Regions from separate parts of the Homo sapiens genome. Here region 1 is linked to region 2. A link is a contact called in ENCODE Hi-C data. All regions are on one chromosome and are shown on one strand. Each heading gives the region's core, a stretch centred on a gene start or an enhancer-like site at or near the end of the contact. The rest is flanking DNA. Distances are from core to core; before and after follow the strand shown. Region 1 overlaps VSNL1 (visinin like 1). Region 2 has its middle 210 kb from the start of RAD51AP2.

Region 1 (2,809 bases), core at 304-2,803, 270 kb after region 2:
ATACCTAGACGGCATAGCCTACTACACACCTGCCTATAGGCTACAAGCCTGTACAGCAGGTTACTGTACTGAGTACTGTAGGCAATTGTAACACAATAGTATTTGTATATTTAAATATATCTAAACATGGAAAATGTACAGTAAAAATATATTATACTTTTATGGGACCACCATCATATATATAGTCCATTGTTGAGTGAACCGTCACTCTGAGGCACATGACATTATATACACATACATAGCTATTAACCTTTTGTCTATATTTTCAGTTTCTGATAGTTTTCTTTGATAGTTTTTGTATTGAACTTTTGATTCCAAATGTTAATGATTTTTTAAAAGATGGCATATGGTATGGTTCTTACTTTTTTTATTGAACTGCTATCAAGAGGTGATTATGTCACTTATAAATTATATTTCCTCTATTTCCCCCTTGTTCTGAAAAGCTTCCTTGATCATATATTAAGTGAGTCTGTATAGCTGGATCTATTTCTAGACTCTCCATTCTGTTATGCTGATCTATATGTCTATTTTTGTGCCCATAAATTCTGCATGTATTTGAGGAGACCTCAAATGTCCTCTCTTGAGTCTTTGTTTCTCCAGGCTAAACATTCCCTGTTCTTTCAATGGCTACCCTTCTATTTAGCATCCAAGTCCTCTCCCATCTGCCCTGGGGACCAGGGGCAGGCAACTGTGAGATAACTGACCAAGCCTCAGGGGACCCCAGAGTTCCCTCACTTGGGGAAAAAAATGTTACATAAAGGCAGCACCCAGGTGAAAAAGGGAGACTGATGAGCTCTTATGTGGAAATAACGGTTTTTGTCACAGAAAAGTACTTTTTTGTTTCTCATCTCTAATCTGACAGAATAGTTTACAATGGCTAAGGGTCTGTCAGGGTTCAAATCCCAACTCTACCATTTTCTTGTTGTGTAACCTTCTCGGTAAGCCTCATTCACCTCAACTGTAATATGACTATATAATGGTATCTACTTCATAAAACGGTTGTAAAGAAGAAGTGAGGTAATCCATGAACACATAGTGAGCACTTGATCATATAAGCTGTTGTTATTACTGCTAAAATATCGGTCATATAGATTTATTATTTTATTTAACATTTTGAGGTAGTTATTAATATACACAATTTAATGTTGAATGAACAGGATAAGAAAAACTCAGTAAATTTCCCTTCCCAGCTAGTAGATGTGCTTCAGCAAGTATCTCACCTTGTTTGTCTAATGAGAAGGCCCGGGTCTTTGCTGTAGACAACACAACTCCACTGTGTGATGGAAGGCACTGATAACTGGCTCTTTGGATTCTGCCATGGTTACTAGGTGAAGCTCTAAATTCTTAGACAAAGGTAAATGTGAGGTTCAAACATAGGATTGTTTTGAGGTTTTCTTTTGGTTTCAACATGGAGGGACATTAGGTTAATGGGGAGACTCAATATGGTTTCATCCTTATTTGCAGATTAGCTGATGTGGAAACATGTCCCTTCAAACTGAGTATCACTTCACATAACTACTCCAAGTGAAAGTGACACAGGCCCAGAAGCATTTGTCATCCCCACAGGGTGCCAGAGGAAGCGGCACTTCCTCTCCTTCAGCACATGCTACCTGTGCTCTCAGAAGGCCCACGGCTGGGAGGGAGGCAGGTGGAGGAGGCCATACAACTTGCCAAGTCAAACACACCGGAAGGTCTAATTTTAGTCCCCCTAGCCTTGGCATTGTCTCTTTCAGCAAAGATATTTTTCATGCACTACAATAAAGTGCTTTGTTCCAGCCTTGCTGGATACTTCACAAAGGCCCAGCAAGGACAGCATAAGCCTAAATCAGAGCTGGAAACACATCAAACACAGGGACCTCACAGAAGAGGGTCAGCATTCCTCTCGTAACCTTTGGTAAATACGTTCTTTCCATCCAGCTTCCAAAACCCTAAGAAGGAACACTTGGTTGTGCTTCTCCTTCTACGCAACTCCTCTTCCTCCAGCTTCTTTTTTGTGAATCTTCTGTTGGCTCCTCATCAACAAGTGTGTTTTCTCCTTCATGCCAGGGATTTGAAAACCTACTCCCTCTTTTTGTCCCTGCCTAACAAAGCCCCCTTCTTTCTTTCTTTCTTTTTTTTTATTTTTTTTTTTGAGACGGAGTCTCGCTCTGTCGCCCAAGCTGGAGTGCAGTGGTGCAATCTTGGCTCACTGCAAGCTCCGCCTCCCGGGTTCATGCCATTCTCCTGCCTCAGCCTCCTGAGTAGCTGGGACTACAGGTGCCCGCCACCACGCCCGGCTAATTTTTTGTGTTTTTAGTAGGGACGGGGTTTCACTGTGTTATCCAGGATAGTGTCGATCTCCTGACCTCGTGATCCGCCCGCCTCGGCCTCCCAAAGTGCTGGGATTACAGGCGTGAGCCACCGCGCCTGGCCACAAAGCCCACTTCTTTCTATATAGTCTAGGTCTTGTTTTCTTTTCTGACATTGCCTGGAAAGTGCACTAGATTAAGAGTGAGAAACAATTTTACAATTTGCAAACTGGCTCCAGGGTTTGTTCTTACAATGACCTGGCAAATTCGTTGAGGCAGAAACTTTCACAGAACTTGTATAGATGAGAAAACTGAAGTGCAAAGAGGACACAGACTTTTGCAAAGGTCACACAGGAAAACACTGGCAAAGCTGAAACTGAAACCTAGCTCTGGTGCTTTAGGAAAGGTGTGGTCCAATGAACTTATCAAAGCACCGAAAACCCACACAGGCATTTGGGAGGGCCCTGGGATGAAAGAATCCTGGAAAAGGACCTCCTGTGGTGCTTTCAGTTAGAGCCACT
Region 2 (2,879 bases), core at 152-2,651:
CCAAAGGAAAAACTTGTATGGAAGTTATAAGCAGTTGTCCTAACAGGCTTCTTTAGGTCAGTGGAAGCTTCTCACTGAGTTTCTAGCCCTTGTTCTTTGCTGATGCTATTGCCTGTTTTCCAGGCAGATAGGCTAATTTCTGAAGCCTAACACAAGGGCAAAGTACCCACTGTGCAGCCAGAACGACTAGCCTCCCCCTCCTCATGATTAGCCTCAAGGAGCTGCTATGCATTCTGCAGCTGCATTTCCAGGATGCAGGCCAGAAGGGCTGACAGCCACTTAAAGAAACCTCAGCATGGCCAAATGGGAGGTCCTCTCATTCACTATGTGTAGATTAGTTACACCTAGTGATATTTGGGCTAGAACTTTTTGTTTTCATTTTCAGAGGTAAAAATCACCTGATTATCAAAAATATACATGTAGCATTTTAAACAGTAGTCTAATAATAGTTGACGCATCACACAGAAGACATTAGATATAGATTATGTTCTGGAATTTTAGTCTAATCATAAGTCCCTATTTCAAAATATTTAGCTGAAAACCTAGGCAAGAGAGTAAGGGTCTATGGGAGGACAAAATGAAAGCAGAGCCTTGATGTCTTAAGCAGTTTCATCGCTAGAAGGGCACATGTTGTTACAATTTTTAGTCACCAATGTAATATTGGCTCATTGAAAAGAAAAGGAGAAAAAAAAAAAAAAGACCAGTGCCTCATCTCTTTATATACAGCTCATCACCTAGAGATTGAGTGTGCCTTAAATGTTGATGCCTCATCATTAGCATAGCCAAACCTAAAGTAGGTGCTTCTTACATGGTCACTGAATTGATTCTCTTTGCTTACTTAAATAGCGAATGACCCAGGACTAGAGGGTGCTTTGCTGTTATTTTTACCTGAGTTTACCGGACTTGACTCAATACAAACCTGTGATCAGCCAGACTACCTGGCTGTGCCCTTCTCCATTGCAATGTATGATCTGACAAAGGGAAAGAATCTATTTTAGGATCTCCCACATCCGCTGTGGTTCTGAGTAATGCCTGAGACTTGCTATCTAGCAATTAAGCAAGAAAATATGAGAAATCATATTTACATTTTCCACACTGTTGAGCTTCCTATACCTAACCTTGAACACTTAATACTATGCTGCATTATGATTCATCGAGGAGCAATGGTTTTATTTATAAAACTAGGAAACAAAGCTTAACTCTAAGATGGCTATCTTAAAAGAGAAAGGAGAATAAAATATGCATTTGAAAATTGTCATTGATGAAAAATGAAAAACAAACTATTTCTGTTATGAAAGTGAGCGTTTCAGATCTCTCTTTTCTTGCTTCCTAAACTTCACCAAAATACAACAATGATCCTAACTTTTTATTTTCATTGGACTCATTCATCTGGGAAACCCTTGACCTAACAGCCACATGCTCAAAGTCTAGCCTCCTTCCAGGTTCAGCTTCCATACCACTTTTTCCATGGAGCCTTCTCTGCCCAGCTCTGCCTTGCCCTCCTTCCTTGTGCTTCTCATCTGCCATTCAGCTTGCCCAGTGTCGGCATACTGCTCCCAATATGTTAGTTTTCTGCCACTATTCATTGACATCTCACATCTTCCCTCCAAACTGAGCACTAATTCAAGGGTTTATTTCTCTGAACTATAGCCCAAAACATTGTAGTCACTCAGTCAGTAGACATTGTTGACATATATTTCACATATTGTGTTTATTGTATTTCACTTATGTATATTTAGGATGCAGCATTTAAAGATATCCAGGCCAGGCACAGTGGCTCATACATGTAATCACAGCACTTTGGGAGGCCAAGGTGGGAGGATAACTTGAAGCCAGAAATTCAAGACTAGCCTGGGCAATAGAGTGAGACCACCACCTCCACAAAATATTAAATAAAAATTTGACTGTGTGTGGTGGCACATACCTGTAGTCCCAGCTACTTGGGGGGCTGAAATGGGAGCATTGCTTGAGCTCAGGAGTTCAAGGCTGCAGTGAGCTGTGGTCGCATCACTGCATTCCAGCCTGAGCAACAGAGTGAAAACTTGTCTCTAAATAAATAGACAAATAAAGATATCCGATTTTCTTTAGAACATAAGGCAGAAGAATGGCTACTCTTATTGAAGGTAATATCCATTTGTTTGTTTGTTTGTTTGTTTGTTTGTTTGTTTTGAGATGGAGTCTTGCTCTGTCGCCCAGGCTGGAGTGCAGTGGCACGATCTCTGCTCACTGCAACCTCCGCCTCCTGGGTTCTAGCAATTCTTCTGCCTGAGCCTCCCAAGTAGCTGGGACTACAGGCACGCACCACCATGCCCGGCTAATTTTTGTACTTTTAGTAGAGATAGAGTTTCACCATATCGGCCAGGCTGGACTCGAACTCCTGACCTCGTGATCTGCCCGCCTCAGCCTCTCAAAGTGCCGGGATTACAGGTGTGAGCCACCACACCCGGCCTGTAATATGGTTTTTAAAGGGTTGCCTGTTTAACTTGGGAAACCTATTTATAATCAAATGTTATTTTATGCATTTATGGTCAGTCGACCCAGAAGAAGACAGGACAGGCATAGACAAGGATGAGCGGGGTATGATAGTGAACTGGTAATTTCGGTAGATGCCATTTTTAAAGCTCTTTTAATGATTAGAGTATGTTCTTTGAGTAAATATGGCTACCTGGTTAAATATTAGCTCTTCACAGGCTAGCAGATGAGAGTGGTGTTTAATTCTTACTTCTCTGCCATTTTCTAAATGATCAAAAATTAAATCTTGATTCTAGTGCAATGATTCTCAACATAGCTTACTTCACTTTAGAATCATCTTGGATGATTTGAAAACGTACAAATTATCACACCCTATCTCCAGAGATTTGTTTTCAATTGATCTGGGC

What was found. Hi-C counts contacts between places; a loop is a spot of excess contacts on that map. Pooled maps may share reads with other maps.
Region 1: a loop to region 2 is called in a map of heart left ventricle, with 2.5 times the contacts of the local background. The contact joins two enhancer-like sites. A Hi-C loop is called at or near these places in 3 of 168 maps with a recorded cell type or tissue (Caco-2, HepG2 and heart left ventricle) and 5 of 50 pooled maps.

Annotation. Positions count from the first base shown.
Region 1 is chr2:17,577,003-17,579,811 of GRCh38, forward strand. The region is part of intron 1 of VSNL1 (visinin like 1); the gene reads left to right. Among named protein-coding and RNA genes, the nearest start is that of VSNL1, 38 kb to the left of the region's middle. RefSeq lists an enhancer at 2,574-2,809. Within about 2 kb of position 1,554, at least 5 of the 41 ENCODE cell types and tissues checked have a DNase peak (open chromatin) inside an H3K27ac peak, as active enhancers do.
Region 2 is chr2:17,302,235-17,305,113 of GRCh38, forward strand. No RefSeq gene overlaps it. Among named protein-coding and RNA genes, the nearest start is that of RAD51AP2, 210 kb to the right of the region's middle. Within about 2 kb of position 1,402, at least 2 of the 41 ENCODE cell types and tissues checked have a DNase peak (open chromatin) inside an H3K27ac peak, as active enhancers do.